3 separate regions of the Homo sapiens genome follow, and regions 1 and 2 are each linked to region 3. The links are chromatin loops, found by intact Hi-C in ENCODE. Cell type or tissue: endothelial cell of umbilical vein. All regions are shown on one strand. Region 1 overlaps RARB (retinoic acid receptor beta). Region 2 overlaps LOC107986070 (a long non-coding RNA gene). Region 3 holds the start of RARB (retinoic acid receptor beta).

The links. Hi-C counts contacts between places; a loop is a spot of excess contacts. Peaks named below come from ENCODE experiments on the same cell type or tissue, not always from the same donor. Only the 100,000 strongest peaks of a DNase experiment are listed, where the experiment ranks them.
Region 1: a loop joins it to region 3, with 6 times the contacts of the local background. A loop is called at or near these places in 9 of 110 quality-filtered maps.
Region 2: it touches region 3 in a loop (8-fold over the local background); 6 of 110 quality-filtered maps call a loop at or near these places.

The regions. Positions count from the first base shown.
Region 1 is chr3:25,504,510-25,512,509 of GRCh38, reverse strand. The region is part of intron 3 of RARB (retinoic acid receptor beta); the gene reads right to left. Among named protein-coding and RNA genes, the nearest start is that of RARB, 80 kb to the right of the region's middle. In endothelial cell of umbilical vein, no CTCF peak of the experiment used is centred here; DNase peaks (open chromatin) are centred at 2,439 and 3,459; H3K27ac peaks cover 2,826 bases.
Region 2 is chr3:24,769,023-24,777,022 of GRCh38, reverse strand. All of the region lies in intron 1 of LOC107986070 (a long non-coding RNA gene), which reads right to left. Among named protein-coding and RNA genes, the nearest start is that of THRB, 280 kb to the right of the region's middle. In endothelial cell of umbilical vein, a CTCF peak has its summit at 3,063; a DNase peak (open chromatin) is centred at 3,042.
Region 3 is chr3:25,423,594-25,431,593 of GRCh38, reverse strand. RARB (retinoic acid receptor beta) reads right to left here and starts at 3,331. Exons shown (of 8, transcript NM_000965.5): 1 at 2,706-3,331. The coding sequence starts at 2,862. RefSeq lists an enhancer at 3,433-4,270. In endothelial cell of umbilical vein, no CTCF peak of the experiment used is centred here; DNase peaks (open chromatin) are centred at 253, 883, 2,053, 3,403 and 2 weaker places; H3K4me3 peaks cover 4,078 bases; H3K27ac peaks cover 4,203 bases.

The DNA of each region.
Region 1 (8,000 bases), 81 kb before region 3:
TGTTGGACAGGCTGGGGCAGCTGTGCAGGGCTCTCTGCCCATGCTAACACATTTGGACATTTGGAGTTGATTGTGTAAGCGATGAAGTGCCATGAATTCCAACATCAGATCACCTGGCTCAGAGCTGAAACTGCTTCTGGCCCCATCTACCCATCACCTTGCTTTGTGGGGGTAGATTTGAGTCCCAAGGACATGTACTTCTTGTTTTGAGTAAAGGGACCACTGGGTCGGAAGGAGCATTAGCTGTCCTGTACAATCACTAAGGACCGCTGATGAATGAATACACCAATCTTTAGAGACCAGGATGGCTCAGTATCATAACAGATACCGGAACAGTAACAGGAGCTAACGCTTAGCTAAGTACTGTTTTTAGCCCCTGCCATGTATTAATTCATTTCCTTCTCACAATAGCCACATGAAGTAGGTACTATTACTCTCTTCATGTTACAGACAAGCAACTTGGTGTACACAGATGTTAAGTGACCTGCCCAAGATCACACAGAGCTAAGTAAGTGGTGGGCTGGGGTATGAATCTGACTCCCCCTTAAGTCCAGGCTTTAAGCAGCATACTGCATCCCTCCATCAGTTCCCCCGGATGCTTAAAATCCACTGTGACAGATCCACCCATTCATTGACCCCTTGTTTTATCAGGAAAGGTCTAAACCTTGAGGATGCAAAAAAGCAAGACCCTCCTTCCCATCCTCAAGTTGTGCACAGAGTTCAGCATGTGAGGAAGGGTTAGCGGCAGGCAGTAAGGCAGGGGCATGTCAGTGGGATCTGACCAGCAACTGAGGCACTACAGAGACTCTGAGAGGGCTCAGGCCACAGCTGCAGACTCTGCTTCTATTCCTAAGATACAAGAACATATAAAACCAGTGTTTCTCAAACTTCAGTCCTTTGAAGTACTGCCTTCACAATTTTGCACATATTCACAGGCTGCTACACACTTAACGATTTCTGTCTCAATTGATTTTTTTTCTTAAATAAAATTTAGAGGAAATGTTTGTATTACTACTATAAAGGGGAAAGGGGTGTCATTTGCCATAAATAGAAAGGTAGGGTAAAAAATAAACAGGGTTGGCTGGGCACTGTGGCTCACACTTGTAATCCCAGCACTTTGGGAGGCTGAGGTGGGCAGATCACGAGGTCAGGAGATTGAGACCATCCTGGCTAACACGGTGAAACCTGTCCCTACTAAAAATACAAAAAATTAGCCGAGCGTGGTGGCGGGCGCCTGTAGTCCCAGCTACTTGGGAGGCTGAGGCAGGAGAATGGCGTGAACCCAGGAGGCGGAGCTTGCAGTGAGCCGAGATCGTGCCACTGCACTCCAGCCTGGGCAACAGAGCAAGACGCCATCTCAAAAAAAAACAAACCAAAACAAAAAACAAAAAATAAACAGGGTTTTCAGGTCAAGTGACTGTGTTTGTAAAGTTTTATTGGAACAAAGCCATGCTCAATTGTGAAGCTCTGAAGCTGCAATAGTAGAGTTGAGTAGTTGCAAAAAAACACCAAATGGACTGCAGATGCTAAAATATTTACTGCCTGGCCTTTTAAGAAAATTTGCAGACATCTGAAATAAATACATTTCAGTCCTACCTAGGGATTGTTGCCATCTGTTAAAAAGACAGATTAGCAGAGATTCAAGAAATATTAATTAAGGCTGTATTGGCATCAAACTGAGATTTTTCTCATTGGTAATAAAAAGACAATAAATATTGGAAAGGAAAATCTTTATCATTAAATGAGTTCATACTGTCTTATGCCAAGTTCAATATTCCCTAAAATTATATTTCATATCACAGTGTGCAGTTTACACTTAGGGAAATACTGCATTAAACTAGTATACACGTTAAATCAAACCACATAATTATAGATTTTTTTTTTGAGACAGGGTCTTGCTGTGTTGCCCAGGCTGGAGTGCAGTGGCTCGATCTTGGCCCAATGCAGCCTCTGCCTCCTGGGTTCATGTAATTCTTGTGCCTCAGCCTCCAGAGTAGCTGGGATTACAGAGGCTCACCACCATGCCCGGCTAATTTTTTTGTATTTTTAGTAGAGACAGGGTTTCACTGTGTTGCCCAGGCTGGTCTCAAACTCCTGACCTCAAGTGATCTACCCACCTCAGCCTCCCAAAGTGCTGGGATTACAGGTGTGGGCCACTGTGCCCGGCCTGTAATTATAGAATATTTGATGTGGGAGCGAATACAGGTGAAGATACTGAAAACCGTGTAGCTTTAAATATGTGCAAGAACTTCATTGTTTAGAGAAGCAAAGGGTAGTTGAAAGGATGCTGGGAATTAGAATTAAGACCCATGGGTGTATACCAGCTGTGTGACCTCAGGCAGGTCTCTTACCCTCTCTCAATCTCAGGAAACTGAATCAGAATATGATTCCTGTCCTATCTGCTGCATGGGATAACCTGAAGTCTTGGGGCTGTTGCCATTAGTAAAGCCCCTCATGACCATGAACTACCACAGCACCACTGATATCCTCCCCAGCTTTCCTCTCAGGTGGCTAACAGCAAAAGCAGTCTTGCTGAGGAGGCCACAGGGTGGACAGGAGTTGGTTGGGAGAAGGGACATGACGGATCTGGAGGAAGGCAGGCCACAGAGTCCCAAATAAGGCAGAGGAGAGATGGAAGGTGCCAGATGAGCAAAGAAAGGCAGCTGCTGGGAGGACGGGGAAGGGGAAGGGCAACTTTGTCTCTGTGGCGATTTAGCTTGGGCTCAGCACTGCTGGAAGACCCTGATGGCCTCACCTTGAGCTGACTGAGGAAGGAAGGGGGCCAGGCGTCCTTTCTAACACCCCAGTTCAGTTTTCTCCATGGAGTTGGGTTCCAGGATACCAGGATACTCTCCCATTCTCTGATTACACATGTCTCGGCATCTCTGGGCAAATGAGCCACCTGGCTCCCGGTTTAAGTAGCCAAGAAAGGTGGATATTTATTTTAGAAACCATGCTTGCAAACTTTATTTTTAAGGCTGTGACATAATATTTGGAGCTGCACTTCTAAGCTGTGGTGTTCTAAACAATTCAAAATGAATAGAGTCTCTACTTTTAACTTTTCTCCTGAAGTATAATCAAGGCTGTAGCTATAATAAAACACAGCTGTGGCAGCAGCAACAGCGGCAACCAAACTGTGTCACCAAAAGAAGCAGTAGCAGACAACCACTCTCATTCGGCACTTACTATGTGCCAAGCACGGTGCTAAATGCATTACCCCATGAGTCCAATCCACAAAACAATCCTGCAACATTTCTGTGATAATCTCCACGCAATGGGTTAGTTCATTTCACGTGAAGCAAAATTTTGCCATGTGCCCAAGTTGAGATAGCTAGAGGCGAGGGCTGCATTTGACCTCAGCTCAGGCTAACTTCAAAGCCCTTTGTTCTTTGCCCTGTGCTGTTCTATTGTGTAATGGAAATTTCTCATTTTTCTAAGGTGAGAATGTACTGAGTGTCCCCTCTCCAGGAGACAGGCAGTGGGGAGAAATATATTAGTAAAGCTGAAGGAATTTTAATACTTCCTTTTCAGTCTGAGTGTTAATGGGCTTTGAGTCCCACAGTGGCACTGACATCACCGGGCTGCTGGTACCCAAACATAATTTTTTTTTTTTTTAAATCTCCTAAACAGATGCAGGCAAATATTCATATTTGGCAAGTAGAAAGGGGCAGCAGATTTTTATTTTCCAGCTTCTAGGACATTTTTAGGTATAAAAGTAGGAAGTTTCCAGCCTTTCACTTACTTTTGGGGGGCTCTTCAGGGATTTGTGTGCCACAGAGCAAGAAGAGAAGGTGGGGGTTAATGGTAGTTTCTGGTGAACAGAACAAAATGATCACAGTGAACCCTGGAAGCAAAGTAACAGGCTGGGATCTAACACGGGAACAAATGAAGAAATAAACTAAAATTAGAAAGACATTAAGTGCCCTGATGATGATTTTTATGTAATTTCCCAACTACACAGTGCAACCTACAATATGAATTTCCCTGTTATTAAGCCAGTAAAATCCAGCAGTAGAACCAATGAGCACATCAATATAATTTGTGCACAAGCAAAGGTGATTCTAACTGAGGTTAAGTGCCTTTAGTCCAAAAGGTTTGTTTTAATCTAAGTTTAACAGTAAAGGGGAAATGAGAGAAACACAGAGCAACAAAATCCTCCCACAGAAGTATCTAAGTGTCCATACAAAGCACATTCATTCCATCCAATCGACCCATGGGGACGTTCATGTCTAAAGTATAAATTGGAATTTAGAGACTTTATGAAAAGCTGTTTTTAAGCTCAATATGCCCCAAATGAGAAGGTGTCAATGAGTGCTTAGGGACTTTTAAATTCAGAGATTATTCAATTGCTCTATTCTACAAATACACTTATGAAACTGTCATAGGAAAAAAATGCTGTGAAATAAACATTAAAAAGCATTCTCAAACAAAATCAAAGACATGTTTTGCCCATCACTCAAGGGCATGGGCACATAAACATAACCTCAAAGAGCAATACAAAGAGGCTCCCTGTGTGAATTCACGGCCAGTGGTTTTCAGAAAGAAAGGAGCTGGAATGAGGGGGTGGCAGCAACAGTACCTTCCATGGTGTTTCTGTTACAGACACAGGGTAGGGGCACCCAGTCTTGGAGGAGGCCAATGACCCATGGGAACCTAGCCTAACCTCAGGGGCATCCAGGGTATACTACTCTCCCTTCCTCACAGCACCCGAGTCATAATTCTGGCCTACTTCTTGTCTTCCATTTTCCTTCTGACCTCCTGACCCCAGTGTCTCCCCTATCCCTGGACCCCCTTCTTTGATAGCTAAGGTTTGGCAAAAGTAAGGTCCAAACCCCAATACATGTCCATCTTTGCTTCTCCCTCTTAACTGGGCTTCTGTCATGCACAACTCCCCAAGACACCTGCTCAGCTCAGCCTTTTTCACTGGCAAAAGCCCTAGAAGATCTAATGTCTTCTGGGGGAGGGAACTGGGAAGAGGAAGCAGCTTATGGAAACACTGCTGTCTAAACAGGATTAAAAGCATCAATTCTCATGTCACGCCTGGGCTGTTAGTCAATACCAATGTTTCTCTCATCCAGGTAGAAAACACAGCCTCCAAGAAGTTGAGTAACTTGTTCTGGGCCCCTAGCAGATAAACGAATGACTGCGATTTGAATACACACCTAGAATTGTTTTGCCTCTGACAACTTTTCAGAAAGTAAAGCCAGGGAGAAGATGGGTTTGCCTTTAAAACTGGTCACATTTAACCCCTTGATCAATCTAACTTCACCGAGCAAAGCTTCATGCTATATTCAGGGGCTACAAGGTGAGAAAGACATGATGCATGCCTTTTAAGAGTTTATAATCCAGCCAGGGAGACTCACTGGTGTGTGAAGAATCATACTATCTGTATAATATAATAAGTTTGCGGTTCATGGAGCTTTGTGCGAAGCACTGTGAGAAAACAGGGTTGGGGAGGGAAGAATGAATAATTCTGCCTAGAGTGTGGAATGAGGCTTAGGGGAGGCTTCAAAGAGGAAATGACATTTCATCAGGCTCCTGGGGTTCAACTGATGGAGAAGGAGGTAAATCCTCAGAAAAATGGAGACATACGGCTCATAAGTCAGCATGGTGTAGTGTGGCTGGAAGCTGGGTGTGTCTACTGGTAGGGGAGAAGCATGGGATGGGATCACAGAGCAGCCCTAAGTGGCATCCTTGGCCACCGGATGAGCCACTTAAAGCAGACATTGGCAAACCATGGCCTGTGGGCCAAACCTAGCCCTTCATCTGCTTTTGTAAATAAAGATTTACTGGAATATAACCACACTTGTTTGTTTATATTTTCCATGGCTACTTTTGCGCTATAATGGCAGAGTTAAGTAATGAAGACAGGGACAAATATTTTCTTTTTTTGTGAGACAGGGTCTTGCTCTGTTGCCCAGGCTGGAGTGAAGTGGCATGAAAATGGCTCATTGCAGCCTCAACCTCCCAGGCTCAAGTGATCCTCCTTCCTCAGCCTCCCGATTAGCTGAGTAGCTGGGACCACAGGTCCACACCATCACTCTCAGCTAATTTTTAAAAAAATTTTGTAGAGTTGGGGTCTTGCCACGTTGCCCAGGCTGGTCTCAAACTACTGGGCTCAAGAGATCCTCCCATCTCCTTCTCACAAATTGCTGGGATTGCAAGTGTGAGCTACTGCACAGGGCCTCAAAAATATTTTCTAAAATTTCTAACATCTTTTAAAAAAGAGCTGGTTTTTTTTTTTTTTTTTTTTTTTTGAGATGGAGTCTCACCCTGTCGCCCAGGCTGGAGTGCAATGGTGCGATCTCGGCTTATTGCAACCTCCGCCTCCCAAGTTCAAGCGATTCTCCTGCCTTGGCCTCCTGAGTAGCTGGGATTATAGGAGCGCGCTACCATGCCTGAAGAGCTGGTTCTTTTAAAAAATGGTTTGCTGACCTTTGGCTTAAAGATCTGAACTATTCATTTGAATTTCTGTAACTGACTTAAATGCATATGATCAGGCTTTCTAGGGCTTTACTCCCATGGTTTCTAAACAGTATCATCTTAAATCTTCTTTCCCATCATGGACCATTAGCTATTATCTATACCGTAAGCTTGTCTGGACATTTCTTTCATAATCCAAATGTTATGCCTTCATTTATTGTTTCTCTTTTTCATTAATTGTTTTTATTTCAGGGCTTTGCCACATGCTTTCCTCTTCTGACATCATTACAAACCTCCCACGCCACCAGCAGAAGTTCATCATTCGAGTCAGTTTGCTTCCTTTGCCTCCTTCTCCAATTCTTCATAAACTATTGTACCACCTCTTTAGAATGCTGCTAAAAATCGAGTTTTTTTTTCACTTGCCATTATTCTATGCTTTGACAGACAGCTGTTTCTCTGCAAAAAGGCTTCCCTAGTCCTATAAGCCCTTGGAAAATACAAGGTATACCCAGCAGCATTTACAAAACAGAAAAAAAAAAAAATGAAGAAATAAGCATACTGTTCTGATAGGCCACGTTAAAGGATTTCTTTTACTTGTAAATCCCCTTACACATGTAAAATCAAATTTGATCTATAAAAATTAAATTTGCACATGATTTTCTAGGGGATACATCTCTAATATAGAGCAAGGAGCATGGTTATTGTTTTATTAACCACTGGCAATAAAATAGAGTGGAAAAAGGAACTCGGAGTTTTAAACGCTGCTTCCTATGGCACGCAGTATATATTTCAGTTTGAATATAGACTTTCTCATCAAACTGCCTGGTTCCAAATCTCAGCACTGCCCCTTACTAACTGTGTTACCTTGAGTAAATTAATGTCTCTGTGTCTCAGCTTCCACATCTGCCAAAAAAATGGTGGGACCTGGGAAGGAGGAATTGTAACTAATCTATCTCATAGGGTTGTTATGAAGATCAATGGGATAAAGCATTAAAAGTGGTTAATGCAGGCCAGGCGCGGTGGCTCACGCCTGTAATCCCAGCACTCTGGGAGGCTGAAGTGGGTGGGTCACCTGAGGTCAGGAGTTCAAGACCAGCCTGGCCAACATGATGAATAGCCTGGCCAACTTGATGAAACGCCATCTCTACTAAAGATACAAAAATTAGCCGGGCGTGGTGGCAGGCGCCTATAATGCCAGCTACTTGGGAGGCTTAGGCAGGAGTATCGCTTGAACCCAGGAGGTGGAGGTTGCAGGGAGCTGAGATCACGCCACTGCACTCCAGCCTGGGTGACACAAAAAAAAAAAAAAAAAAAAAGTGGTTAATGTAATACTTGGCACATAGAAAATACCCTGTCCAGTTAGCTATTACTATAATGATTCTTAAATTTTCTCAGTTTTATCCTTCTTTTTTTCTCCCACAGCATAAAGAAGAGTGCCTTGGGAACAGCACTGTGGGACCTGACAAATCATGGTGGACATGAGGTCATTTTTGCCTCCTGTCTTTCTGATTCCCCTCTGAGGAACATTTTCTTCCACACTCCCCACCCACATGGTTTGGGTGAAGTCAACCTCAATC
Region 2 (8,000 bases), 650 kb after region 3:
TATCCTCTTTCACCACTTCCATTCAACATCTTACTGAACGACCTAGCCAGTGCAATAAGGCAAGAAAGAGAAATAATATATTTAATCCACATACATGATATATCTCTCCATGTATTTTAGTCTTCTTTAATTTATTTTATCAGTGTTTTGTTGTTTTTAGCCTACTTATCCTACATAATTTATTAGATTACATTTATAATATTGTTAAAATGTCAGTTCTATCCAAACTACTTTACAAATTCAGCACAATCCCCATTTAAACCCATAGGGTTTTTTTTTATACATTGAAACATCAATTCTAAAATTTGTGTGGAAACATGGCAAAGAAAGCAGAATAGCAAAAGCAATCCTGAAAAACAAAACAAATTTGGAGGATTCATACTATCTGATTTCAACATTTACTATAAATCTGCAGTCATCAGCATAGTTTTGTATTGACAGAGATAGATACAAGATCAATATAACAGAATAGAGATCCCAGAAGTAGATTCACACAAATATACTTATTTTTTTATAAAGGTGCAAAGAAAATTCAATGGAGAGAAAATAATCTTTTCAACAACTGTTACTAGAACAATTGGATATCCATATGAGATAAGTTAATCTGTATCCATAGCTTCTGCCTTACCAAATATTAAATCAAAGTGGATCATACACTTAAATGCAAAATGTGAAATTATAAAATCTTCTCAAAGAAAACATAGAAGATAATGATTATGACATTGAGCTAGGCAAAAAGTTTCTTAGAAACAACACCAAAACCAAGAGTCAAAAAATTTTAAAGATCAATTAACATTATACTTTTTAAAATTTTAAACTTTTTGGTTAGCAAAGCCAAGTTAAGAGAATGAAAAGACAAGCATGGATCAGGAGAAAACATTTGCAAACCAAATCACATATCTGACAAAGAACTTGCAACTAGAATACAGTTTTTAAAACTCTCACAATTCATTAATAAGAAACCAAACAATCCATTTAAAAAACAGAGAACAAATTAGAACAGACTTTAACAAAGAGGATAAACAGCTGGCATATCAGCACATGAAAAGATGATTAATATCATTATTAGGGAAATACAAATTAAAATCACAATTTTATATATTTTATATATATATGTAAATGCTAAAATAGCTAGACTTAAAAAAATAATGCTAAACGCCAGTGAGTATGCAAAGCAATTGGAACTCTGATATGTGGCTAGTGAGAATGCAAGATGGTACAGCCTCTTTGGGAAATAGTTTGGCAATTTCTTAAAAAATTAAACATATACTTACCACATGGACTAGCAAACCCACTCCTAGTTATTTCTTCAAAAGAAATGAAAATGTGCATTCACATAAAAACCTATATGTGAATATTTACAGAAGTTTTATTCATAGCTACCAGAAAGTTGAAACAATCCAGATGTCCTTCAACTGGTGAATAGATAAGCAGAATGGTACATTCATACAATGAAACCTTCCCCAGCAGTAAAAAGTAATGAATTATCAATACATATAACAACCTGGATAAATCTTCAATATATTTTGCTAAGAGAAATACGCCTGACTAGATGTTGTAAGGTTAAATACAAAAAGAAGTATACTGTACACAATTACAGTACTCTAGGTAGACATTTTTTTTTCTGATGTGGTATGGGTTAAGAATTCTGAAATTACTTTATGAATGGATCAGAGTTGAACAAATAAATGAATACACTGTAGGTTTCTCACTATTTGAGACAGAAGTTAAAATGAAGAAGAGGAAAAATCTAGATGAACCCCCTGATGTTAGATTTGAGCGTGTGGTATCCATATAAACTCTTATTTCTTATTATTTTATATGCAGATGAATACTGAAATATAGAGGTGTTTGTCTGCAAAGATTAGTATACATACATACATACATACATACATACATACATACATACATATAGTTTCCAGGGTTGCCCACTGAGAGAACCTAGAAACAGCTACAACTCAGTAGTAATGAACATACCCAGCTCTGAGATATTGGCTTCTAAATAAAACGACCCAGGGCACATCAGATCATGTGGTGCGAGGAAGTAAGAAAGTATTCAGAAAAGGATAAGACAGGTAGAAAGGACACTGAGGACAGCCAGGAAAATCACCCAAAGGCTGAAGCTGGAACAATTTGAACAACAAAATAAATAATGATAGTATTAGAATATAACTCATAGAATAAAATAAATATCCATGAGAACTTGCTGATATAAATAAGTAAGTAAATGGAACAGTTCTTCCCTACAGAAGAATTCTGATTAATACATTTAGAAGGAATAAGGAAATTAGAAAATATTAAACACTACAGTAATAAGAATTGTTACAGACAAGATCAACCAATGAATACTAAAATAAGTGGGTGAACATTTGAGCAGAAACATATTTTTGTAACTTTGAAGTGTCTCCTGTAGAATTGTTACTAAGGACGAAGGGAAAAATAGAAACTTTACAGTGCAGAAATCTAGCCAATACCACTTTAATCCTAGTGATCTAGTTCCCATTACCGATCATAAAACAAACTGACATCATGTATTGCCTTTTATGATGCACTGAGAAACACACATCATCTCTGTGGGATTCTTCTCAGAGGAGCCTACTTCATGCTTCCTTTATCCTTTGTAGATTCTTAGGAGATTTTTTAGTCTTCTAAGCCATAATTGTACACCCATATTATTGTCATTTTCTCATAGTTTTTATTGTGTCTTGAATATATATCTTAAACATTCACCTTTGGGCTGTTAACTTTTTAATCTAGGTTTTTCCAGATTATCTCATCTTGATAGTAAATAAAAGAGAAGTATTGAGAAGTGCTCTGTTTTTAATGATCATTTATGACTAGTGCCAATTCAGTTATAAGTTAGGATCAATAATTACTTAAAATCGCGATTGCATGGATCCTCAGGCTCAGACCATCTCTCAGTTTCTCTCTTTCTTCCCTGCGCTCTCTATGTCAATGTCTGTCTCTTTCTGTATCCCTTTCCTCTTTTTTCCCCACTATCTTTGTTAGAAGCAGTAGATCACAGCAGTTAAGTGCAGAGCTTGAGCGCCCTCTGTCTGGGGTCAAGCAGAGCTCTGCTATTTGGCCCTGTGATATTGCATGAACCATTTAACCCATCTGGCATTTGATTTCCTCTATCTGCAAAGTGGAGATAATAATAGTACCTACCTCACAGAATCAGTGTGATGATTAAATGAAATAATACAATTAAATCACTTAGAAAAAAGAGTGGTTAGCATACAGGCAGTTCTTAGTAACTATTACTTATTTTACACCTAGGTTCAGAGAATTAAACTCCATCATCAACAATTTGGATAAATCCACTTTCTTATTTTCTCTCTTTTTTGATAATGAGCATCTCCTATAATTCTCCATTCTTTCATGACAACCACTCTACCCTATTTAATATATGTTTTTGGAGATATAAGTTTCCTAGGAAAATATATTTTATATATTGGTATGGCCTTAATTTACATATGCCCTATTTGTTGCATTTTGAAAAAATATAAAATATATAAGATACATTTTAATTTTAAAATATATATGCAAATTTCTGTATGTCCATTTTGTTCAATGGTTTTCAACTGTGAAATCACTTCGAGAACTTTTAAATAACACCAATCCCCATTCTAGATCAATTAATCCAGGCACAGGGGCTTAGGCATTAATAATTCTTATTTTATCTATTCATCTATTTATTTGAGACAGGGTCTCATTCCGTCACCCAAGCTGGAGGGCAGTGGCACCATCATAGCTCACTGAAGCCTCAAACTCCTGGGCTAAAGTGATCCTCCTGTTTCAGCCTTCTGAGTAGCTAGGAATACAGGCACATGCCACCATGCCTTGCTAATTTTTAATTTTTTTTTTTGTAAAGATAGGGTTTTGCTATGTTGCCCGGGCTGGTCTCAAACTCCTGGATTCAAGCAATCCTCCCACCTTGGCCTCCCAAAGTGCTGGGATTGCAGGCATGAGCCACTGTGCCCTTCCAGGAGTTTTTAAATTTCCTCAGGTGAGCAGCCAGAGTAAGAACCACCAAATTAGTTCATGGCTTCTAATTGCTCCGTAGTATGCCTCCACCATCGTTCATTCATTCATTCATTCATTCATTCATTCATTCATTCCTTGGTAGTGGATGCCTCACTTTCTTCCTGTTCTCTATTAACTACATGCAATGTCTTAGTAAACATCCTCATACGTGTTCCTTTCTGGGTCTGGAAAAGATGTGTTCTGGGTTATAGACACAGAGGGGAACTATCAGCTTGTTGAATTTATGCACTTGTCTAAATAATGCCAATTCTCTCCAGGGTGTGTGCATTAGTTGATTCTTTCACAAGAGTGCATGATGAGTCTGTTTTCTCCAAACCGTAAGACCTGGAATGTGCAACCTCTGTTGTAGAGAAGAGCCACATGCTTGGTTGAATGCTCTCCTATCATCTTGAAATTCTTAATAATTTTACTTGGAGCTTGTGGTTTACAAGTGAAATCAGATGGGACAATGGAGCAGGTAGAAGCACACCCAACAGAAGTAGAGCCATTCAGTTGTGGTTTAGAAGCAGCTCACTTAAGCATGGACTCAGGCATATGTTCATGGCAAACATATACCTTGAGACAAATGAGATGTCATTTGAAGGTTTTGAATAGAGGAGTGACTGATTCATCTGCCATTTAAAAGATCACTCTAGCTGCTGTGTTACAAATAGATGAGGAAAAAAGAAAACACTTAAGAAGCAAGTTCAGTTATAAAGTTAGGAGCCTACTGCAATAATTAAAGAAAAATCATGGATTCCTAAAGTTGGAAGCAATAGGGATGAAGAAAGTTAGATTTAGATATAATTTGTACTAGCATCCCAAAAGGGGTGCAGTGAATGCCATCTACTCCAGGCGCAGACAATAAGTAGAGAATTATCCGTAGAGAATTCAAAAGTGACATTAAAACTAACTAAAAGTCAGTTTGCTTTTTATTGTTACCATGAACTTGCAATTGTAAATAATGTCAGTGATAAAATACTCCTCTGAGAAGAAAAGCTCTTTAGTCTAAGTTTTAGTTCTACACAAGTGCTGTAGTTTCTGCTGAGTTTTAATAATATACATGTGAGCTACAATTTAGCATATTTTAAATTTCTTATCCTTTAATAAACACTGTATGCCAGATGGAAGTTATTTCCAAGAAGCTCCAGTTGCACGGTTGTCGTCCAACACAAATGGACTCAGTTGCCTGCACAAGTTTTGAGAAAATGTTTACGTGGTGTTGAGGAATTGCTGGTGCACACTTCAGGGGCACGACTTGGTGGTACCACCTATCTCTGCAGTTAGATAGGAGATTAAGAATACACAATAGCACAGTGATTATAAATGTGAAGAGACAGAATTTGAATTATCTTAATTCTGTAATTTGCTGTGACCATTTGGAGTTTTCATTTGTGTTTAAAATTTCTGGGTTTTATTGTAAAATGGGACTTTTATCTTTAAGACTTTTATGACTAATTGTGCATTTATTCATTCATGTAAATAACATTTATAAAAAGTATTCTTCAATCAACTATGAAGGAAGATTGACAAATCTGGCTCTATTCTATTAAACATGAATATGTAAAGAAAGTTAATTTTGTTGAAGTCATTGACAAGTTTGCAGAACTCAGAAGTTCTGAGTCTGAAGGCTCAAACACTTCATTAATCCAAAAACAAATATATAGGTACAAGTTGTTTGTCTCTTTTATAACAAGTAATAAATCAAGTAGTGTTTATTCATACTTTTTTCCTTGCTTGTATTGTAATTTTTATTTTATTCTTTTTTTTACATGTAATATTTATTTTTTTCTGACACAATTTTATATATGAAGTTTGGTGAAAGAAAAAAATCATTGTCTACGTTTCTTTTCTAGCCATTATTATTATCTTCTTTACTTCATGATTATTACTGAAAATAATTTTGTCCTGTAGATGAGGCATGTTAAAAAAAATCTACTATGGTTGTCAAAGCCCATTACATCACTGATAACTTGAAGTCAGGACCAATAACACTCCTGGTGGGTAAGACATGGCATGCATAAGGTAAAAAGGTTTTTGTTTGTTTGGATGTTTTATTTTGTTTTTGTTACCTGGGCTACCGAAAGGATGGTGTTGCCACTTACAGGCTTGTGGGGGAAAAGTAGATCTTTGGTTTGGGAAGTGCCAACTCCAAGCTATTAGAAAAATAAGTGCAGATGTTAAATTGACCGTAGATATCCAAATCTGGAATTCAGGGCTGAGACCCAGGCTGCACAGTAACAGCATGAAGCTGGTATTTAAAGACAAGAACTGGACGAATTCACATAGGAGAAGAGTATATACCGAACGGGAAGGTGGTCTGAATGGGAGTCCTGAGTTATGTCAGCATTTAGAGATTGATCTTTTGTGGCCCACATTGCTATGAATATTCAGTGTGTGCTCACAAAGAATGCACATTCTCTTTTTATGGCACAGGCTTATGGTGAGGAATTTTTGTCCGTGTGATCAATTCCTTGAATGCGTTAAAATATGTGGAGTACATTTTTTACTTAATTTTTTCTCCCGGTAATCCTGTCATTTGTCGCTTTCTCTAATAGACCTTGTACATTTCAGAGCATCTGTTGGTTTACAGAAAAATTAAGACAGTACAGAGACTGCCCATGTACTCCTGCAGGTGGGGCTCCCCCATCAATTAATGCAACATCTCACATTAGATGGTAGATTTGTTACAATGAATGGATCAATATTGAGACATTATTATTAACTGAACAGTTTATTCAGAGTTCCTTAGTTTTTGCCTGTTGTCTTTCCTCTGTTCCAGATTCTACCCAAGATACTACACTACATTTATTCATCATGCTTCCTTAGGTCCCTCTAGACTGTGGTGGTTTCTTGGGCTTGCCTTGTTTTTGATGACCTTGACAGTTTTGAGGAGTAACTGACCAGGTATATTGTAGGATGTCCCCTTTTGGAATTTGCCTCAATATTCAGGGGTTATCAGTGTTTTAGAGAAAATATCAGAGCATAAAGTGGCATTTTCATCACATCATGTCAACATAATTCATGACTTGACACTGACCTTGATAACCTGGTTGATGCAGTGTTTGTCAGGTTTCTCCACTGTCGAGCTGCTCATTTCTCCCCTTTCCAGAATACACTCTTTGGAAGAAAATCACTAGATGCCATCCACACTTAAGGAATGGGAAGTTATACTCTCCCTCTTTTAAGGCAGAATAATTACATACATTATTTGGAATTGTTCTGTATAAAATATTTGTTTCTTCTCTGCCATTTATTAATGTATTCAATCATTATCAATATGGACTCATAGATATTTCTTTTATACTTTGGGTAATTATCCAATATTGCTTTATTTATTTTGTTGTTTGAATCACTGGGATATTGTTGGCACCTGTGCCCCTTGAGACATCCACATCAACGGGGGTAGAGTTTTTTGTTTCTTTGTTTGGGGATTTTTTTAAAAAAATTTTAAATTTTATTTATTTATTTATTTTGCGCTTCTTTCTGTCTGGCACTACAAAATGCTTCAGACTCATCTTACATATTTCCTACCTGGGCTCTAGAATAAGTCATTCTACAAGAGCTCTGCTTTCTTTGACTGGAGAATGGCACTAGGAACCAAGATCTGGGTTCTACATAGGGTCATTATTACTGAGGTACATCCATTTGTTGCTTTTTGTATTTTACGACCTTGTGCAGATACACACACATACACACACACACACATATTCATGATGATTATTGTAACTTCTCAATCTACTGTTTTTTCTTCTAATATACTAACCCTCTTTTACATTCATAATTTTAACTTTAAATTCTTCATTGCCTGATACGAAAATGGCTATGCCAGATTTCTTTAGATTTGGATTTATCTATATAGCATTCTTAGTTTATTTTCAAATTTCTGAATACTGTTGTTTTAAATATGCCTCTTATAGACAACATATTAGTGGATTTTTAAAATATAGTCTGAAAGTTTCTCTCTTTAAATG
Region 3 (8,000 bases):
AAAACATCTGGAGCCGCCTAAAACCAAGATAATCCTGGAGACATCTGAACAGAAATTTAGTGACTCCTATACCTTCCAGGGGCAGTCGTCAATCGTAATATTTAGACCACATTCCCTTAGTAGTCCCCTAATCCTGACTTTGAATGCTTATAAGAAGCAATTCACAGACACTACTACAAATGGCAGCTGGCTGGCATATCATTTTTCTGCCTTTAAAATTAAAAAGAAAATAAAGGGAATATTTTAACACCTTTCAAAGTGAGCTTGTGATGGTGTGCTCCATGTTCAAAGGTCTTACTTTATTTACTATGCATACACACACACACCATAAAAAAAACTCAAAGCAGAAAATAGTTTTGGTTGGAATTTAGTACTTTTTCTTCTTTGCCCACTGTTTCCTCTGTGTTAAAAGCAAAAACAGATCTGCTTCTCGTCAAAATAGCCATTAAGTAAAATGGAAAAGGTTGTGGTTATGTTCTTACTTACACAAATGTAGCCCTAATATACTTTTATTTCAATAGCCCTAACTAGCTGTACCACCCTGAACCAAACACTGCATGGCACAAGACATTTGTTAGAATCTCTAAAAAAAAAAAAAAAAAAAAGTTTTAGTTTTATTTATGCTAAAAAAAAAAAAAAATCGTTGGAACAACTGACCATCATAAAGTGGTTTATGAGGGTAAAGCAACTCTGCAAGGGCACAAGCAATATTTACATTTTATTCATTTAACCTAAAGTTGGGGTGTGGGATTCAAACTCTTGTGAAACTGACCACAATAAGAACTAATTGCCCTGCTTACAAAAATAAGACACTGGAATTTCTGAAATCCCTTTGTCAAATGCCTTTATTTACTTTGTCTAATGCAAGTTTCTTTGATTAGCTAAACTTTGCTGTTATCAACACTTCTTGCTTATCGGGTAGTTTTAGGCGAATGACACATTCACCGCTCGCTCTCCCTAGATAAAGCAAATCCCTTGTTTAACTTGTCCAAGAACAAACAAAGCTTTTCCCCCTACTCTTACAACTTAATAGGCATCTTTGGAAGGTTAATTACAAAAGGAAGAATGTCTACATGTAAAAACTCTATTAGGTCTAATAACTTTTGGCGAGGATCCTGAGCATATTTTTTCCTTCTGTTAAAAAACATGTTTCATTACCACTTTCTCTAACAAGAAAAAGTTTCAGAGAGCCCCAGTTCCCTGGGATTCCAACAGAAATTGTTCATACTGTTTTAATTGCTACAAAGAGGACAGGTCTGAAAAGTCTCTTCTTGGATTAGAAAATTATTTTGTAACACTCCAGTTTCTTTGAGTTCTCCAGAAATAAAATGGGCACCAAAAAAGAAAAGGCATTTGGGGAGCAGCTGAAGATTAAGGCGCCTTCTGAAAACGATATTCTTTTTGCCCTGCTTATGGCTCTACAAAATGTTAAGTCAGACAGCCAGGCTGTTGGCATCAAATGGTTATTGATTTTTCAGCTACAAACCTGTTGATTTCCCGGCCCAAGAAGCAAGTCTTTATTCTTAAGAAAAAGTTTCAGAGAGGGCAATTTAAATCCTGTCATTGTCCCCTCTCCCCTTTTTCTTCTCTCTTTAGATAAGCCACCATGTTATTAGGAAAACTCAATTTCTTCCAGTTAAACTTTGACCTCTTTGAAAACAAAGATTTAAAATGTCATTTTCAGGCTAATGCTCCAATGAATTGTCAAATAAAGTACTAAAAACATTTTGATAGATAGCTGAGCCATTTATCTAAATCACTGTCAGGGCGGCGAAGCATCCTGCAGGCTCCCACTACAGCCACCCGAAGGTGGGATTTTCTGGGACTCCTGATCATTTCTCAAGCCTGCAGCCAGGCTACTGTTGACCAGGTGCGTACCTCGGCACTGTGTCAGCATCAGATAACAAAATAGTCAATATTTTTTTTTTAAATTGGGCTACCCCACTTATATTTCCTTTCCTTTAACTGATGTCCACGTTCCGGGCTGAACTGCAAGATATGGAAATAATGGATGGCTCAGTCCAAGGGGTGTTCATTGCCAGTAGTTTTCTAGCAAAACAGCAACTTCTTAGACCAACAAAGTGACTTGGAAAGGTGGCAGCAGGGTCAATGCTAAGAAATATTGCCTTTCCTTAGCAAGGAAAACATTGGAAGCGGCAGCTTGAACTGGTGGTTTATGAACTTCGGGAGCAGCAGCCACCTTAATTAAACTAAATTCCTTTCAAGGAAAATGTCATATTTTAATTACTTTGGACTGTTGGAATACACAAGGGGTGGGGGGACCTATACAACTAGTAGCTAATCCAAAGAACAGCAAAGTTAAATTCCACTCTGCATACATTTTAGTAAAAACTGCAAAATGTGTCAAATTGCCCTACTTGAAGAATGTTTTAAAGTCTTGTGGTCACCCTCTACTCCCCACCCCCCACATTTTTATGCATATTTTAAAAACTGTTTTCAAGAGACTATAAGGTTGGTAAGGAGAGGAGCATGGGGGCGGGAGGGGTTATTTGGGAAGAAAACATCTAACAGGAAATTTTCAGCAAAGGGAATCAATATGCATGCCAGCATATCACACCCCTTCAGCATTAAATCATTAAATCCTTTGTCTTGCTACCAATGCAGTTTATTTCCAACGTCTTTATTGCATGCAAGAGAGACAATTTTTTTTTTCTTGGTAGAAGAAGGGAAAAAAATAAACCTACATTGAGCAGTGTGCCGATGCTGCCATTCGGTTTGGGTCAATCCACTGAAGCATGCTTTGAGAGCTTTCTCCTGGAGCATGCAGGAAGACGGACTCGCAGTGTAGAAATCCAGGATTTGCCCAGGACTCACTGACAGAACATCCATACAGTCAAACATGATCTCCCTTGCACTGAATGTCTGCAAAAGTGCTTATCCTCTAGGTGTGGAGGCAAATGGCATAGAAAAGTCCACCCAACTCCATCAAACTCTGCCCCTTTTTTGGCACGTAGGCTGTTGGTCTTTTTCCCAGCCCCGAATCATGAATTATGACAGACAAGCCAGCTAAAAGCCTGTAATTGATCCAAATGATCATTTACCATTTTCCAGGCTTGCTCGGCCAATCCAGCCGGGGCGGGGGGTTCCCAGAAAGATCCCAAGTTCTCCTTCCAAGTAAATGCTTGCAAAAAGCCTTCCGAATGCGTTCCGGATCCTACCCCGACGGTGCCCAGACAAACCCTGCTCGGATCGCTCGCGTTCTCGGCATCCCAGTCCTCAAACAGCTCGCATGGGGGAATTCTGGTCCCCCCTTTGGCAAAGAATAGACCCTCCTGCCTCTGAACAGCTCACTTCCTACTACTTCTGTCACACAGAATGAAAGATTGAATTGCCTAATATATGCGAGTGAACTTTCGGTGAACCCTACCCGGGCTGCTAACCTTCAAATGACCCAACTAGTCTGACATCACCAACTCCCAGGATTCTCACAGAGCTTAAAAACTCCCAGCAGCCCTGCAAAAGCAGACAGCCAGAGAGGCAGGCAGCGAGCGCACAAGCCGGCGTTTTCTTTCCTATTTCTCACCTTAAAAACAATACAAGAAGTGCTTTTAAAATGAGCAGGGGAGGAGCCGGGACGCTGCTCCTGGCTCACGTTGAGCACCAACTTCTCTCCCTTTACGCCTTTTTATTTGCGGCGGCTTAGCTTGGAAAACGGTGTTCCGCCTGCGCCCGCTCGCCTCCCGCCCACCGCCTCGCCCCCCAGCCCACACTTTAAATTCCTCTGTGCGCCTTTCTGTCTGTTAAATTCCTTATAACTTATGTATTTTTCCACTCCAGAAAAAGCACATGCAAGCCCTAAACTGTAGAACAGAGAATGGCTACCCCTTGGGAAAGGCTTGGGTTGGGAAACTTTCCATTCCACAGTCTTTTTCTCTTTCTCCCTCTTGCAAGCCCCTGGCTGAATTGACTGCACTCGTTTGCTCTGCAATCCAGCTTTCGAGATTCATTTACTTTGAAAAATCCTCTCCAGGTTCTATGCAGCATATAGAGTAGTCAGGAATTGGTTACCCCTGTCCCAAACACACAGCCACACAGAAAATGAGATTTCAGATCTGGACTTGAAAAAACAGTATAGTGGTCAAGAGCATGGGTTGGGGAATCAAACTGAACTAGATTCCAATTCCAGGTCTGCCACTTACCAGCTGTGTGTTCTGGGATAAGTATTTAACTTCTTCAGGCTTCAGTTTCCTCATCTGTAAAATGGGCATATAATACTACCCACGTCAGTGTTAACTGGGAGGACAGAAATAACACTTGTATGGTGCTGGGTAAATATCATGGAACAAATGTTAGCTGTGACTCATCCTCATACTGTTCAACTGGTGAAACAAAACCCCGGGGAGATGAGACCTACCCAAGGTCACACAGCTCAGAGCTGTGACTAGAACCCAGCTCCCTAGGATGAAAGTCCAATGTGAAAATTACTTGCCTGTTCCCACATCCTTGCACCCCAAATAGCCATGTTGGTTGCCTCTCTCATCATACACCTACACACATCCCACCACATAATTAAACGCATATTTTGTAAACTGGTTTAAGTATGACAGTTTTACATTTTGAAGGACCAGTTTTCTCTCATTCCAGCCCCTGCCCAATCCTTTTATTAAAATACAGTAATTTTAAGGGAAAATGATTTTTTAGATCTCTCACACTGACCCAACCTACAGGAAGAAGAGTCTTTCCAGCCAGTCCTAAAACACTAAGAAGGATAGATGCAGTATTTACAAATAAACCCAGCCGGATGGAGAGCTTTAAAAGGGAGAGCCAATCTACCCTGCAGCCATTTTGCACAACTTGTTTAAAGGATGCAACATACATCAAATAAAGGAAACTCTGGAGAGGAATTAAAACACCCTTTTTTCTCCACTGCCTCTGTAGCATTTACTTGTAATTCTCCCACAAAACAGGGCAGGCAAGTGGTTAGGCAGGGAGGGAGAGTCTCCTTGCCCAATGCAGGGAAGAGCACTGCTCCAGTCTCCTTTTTGTGGATAGTGTTGGAATGTGCATTGGCATCCGGGCCTTTTAAAAGCCTGTCAGGGGGCACCCCACCCCATGCTGAAACACTGCCCTGTCTAGTGGAGTTGCTAAGTGGCACTTGTGGTGTAACATGAAAAGTATGCATCGCACACACTTACCAAGTCAAAGATCCTTTTATGAAGGTACATTAAAACAATTTTCAGCCCAGCAAGCTCAGTTCTTGCTATTGAAAAGTTCAGGGCAATAAAGGGGTGAGATTTTTGCTGAATCTGTGTTTGTTATTTTTGCGCCTCTCTTCTCTCTTTTATATGGCCATCATTTTGTAACAGAGACTTATTGTAAGAAACCCTTTAACTACAAAGAAAACACACATTTTAAGCAAGAGAACACAGAGGAATTTACAAAACATTTAACACACTGTCATTAAGGTAGTTGTAAAGATACACAAAGCACTACATTATGTGCCAATTTCTACTTGGTCCATGAGGCTTATGGCTCCAAATGCTTATTTAAGGTCCTTAGAGTTCCTTGGAAACTGAGTTCATTTTTACCGGACAGTGGAGGTGGATGAAAAGTTGTTAGACAAGAGAAGAGGAAACAGCTATATTGGAAGTAGAGCAGGAGAAACTTAAGTTAGAGATGAGAAACATGGCATCACTGACAGGTATGTGTGTACAGGGATCTGTTATCCAGGGGAGGCTGCTGCACATTCTTGCTTAACATCTCTCCAAAGAGTAGAGATGCACTGGTCCCAGGGAAGTGAAGATGGGGATGGGTGTCCTCAAAATTCTGTTCATTCTCATTTCTTAAGCTATGGAATCAGCCTCATTGAGCGAGACCACTGCTTCCGAATTTCTTACCTCTATACTGTATCATTGCACAAAAATAACAACATTAGTGTGTCTCTCTCTGTGTGTGGTAAAGGTTGGGCGACTCGATGTTTTCTTTCTTTGTGCAAGAAAATGTAAAATATATAATTACCTTGAAGTTCTCAACTGAGAAATGAACTTGGGCCTTGAAATGAATAATCAGTATTTAAATCCCCATGAAAGGAATAGTATGGGTTTCTTATAATATGACAATATTCGCTAGTCAATTAATCATTCCTCATCATGAATTAATTATGCTGATAGCAATAATTAGAGCTATTACTTAATCCAAGTATTAATTTATAAAACAGACCCATGATTTAGCCACATGCTAATTATTTCTTCATCAGTAAATGCTTACACTTCTTGAAAACTTGATTCTGTCTCCAAATTCTTCATTTTAAGTAAAATGAAGGAAAGATACATAAATAAGCCATAATTCTTTAAATACAGATCCGTGCACTATAAAGATTAATGAGTAGGGTAGAAAGTGAAAAATAGACCGATTTGTCCGTAATGAAATGTAAACTACTGACACCCATTTTAAACATTAGCCACAGGGTTGGAAGAAACTTTCCCAAATATCTTCTTGTTATGGCATAAAATAACATTCTGATATGTGTCATCTCTATTTTCTTTGTGTTTGATCAATGATCTAATAAATGTATTTCCAACCAACAAGCAAACAAAAAGTGAAAAACAAAAAGCAAAACTTTGAGAGTAAAATCCATTTTGTTTCAGAGTAACTGTATATTTGTCAGTGTGACACAGCACATTTGAAACCCATAATCATAAAACAAAAATTTATAGCCAGGGTTCAGGGTCTACATCTGTTTCTCTGGTTTTCGTACAGCAATTACCCACTGGACAATCCAGAAAGAAACACCATGAATCATGCTCTGCAAACATGTTTGAACTGGAGAGTTTTCTGAAGAAAGAGCAGTCGTGTCTGTGCACCGTACTGCAGCCGGCTGTGTTCAAAATTGGGCTAATACCTTGTGATGTCTAAATAAGAAGATTTTCAGAGGCGCAGACATATCCCCCCCCACCACAGGGGCAGACATGCAAAGTGCAGGCAGACACAGGCACAGGGCTGGGGGAGGTGGACACTGATTGTTTTAAAGACATGCCCAGCTCTTTCATGTTGTTTTGGCTTTTTGTTTGTTTTTTAATTTTTTTTCCCTGTTAATCCCCTCTTGCCACAGTTCTGCCAGAAGAATAAATGGCTAGTACTGAGTGACTTGTGTGTTCCAGCAGGGAAGCCAAGGCAGAGATGTTGGCAGCACGAGGCAAGTATGAGGCTCTTCCCAGGGCTTCCATACTAGCAGGCAGAGCTGCTTTTGTGTTGGAAGGGAGCGGGGGAAGTTCTAACAGTAATAACACATGGAAACTTTGCTTGTGGCCCTTCAGTATGAACACCTGCTCACATAACAGGACTGTTGATGTTCGTGGATCTTATACCAAAAGACACCAATGCACTTTCCAAATGAACTTGCAAGGTGGCTCTGGGCATGAGTATAGCGACTTCTTAGAAACCCTAGAAACACATCTTCTTCAAAAATGTCTTTTTACTTTGAGTGTTGGCCACCGTGTCCTTCATTTGGCTCTTTTCTCTTCAGCTCTCTGCTTTTTCAGACTTTCCTCCACAAAGTCTTCCTACTTGGTTACACACAAATATTGTTCTCCCAAGACAAGGGCATACTTTTCTCTTTCCACATTTCTGAATTATTTTCTTTAGTGCTTCTGTGCTTTCTGCCGTCGATGACTCATAAAGACAGCTCTTCAAGCCCAACAGTTTCGGTTGGTTCCAACTTGAAAGTTAAATACAACCCCTGCTGAATGCCTCAGTACTGAGCAGTGAGCTGCGAACCATCTCTTAGCTGACTGTCACTGCTGGTGGCATTGTCTCAACATTAGTTTTGGGGAGACCTATCTTTGGCTATTTCATCTTGTTTACATTTCCTTTTTTAAATCTAGATCTTTACTCTTTCTTTTCCTTTTTAAAATTTTATTTTCACATTTTCCATCACTCCCTATAAATCTAGATTTAAGTAATACATGCTCATAAAAATTCAAAGTCTTGTCCAAAAGATATAAAGTGAAAAGTAAAAGTCCTCTACATGTATTCATTAA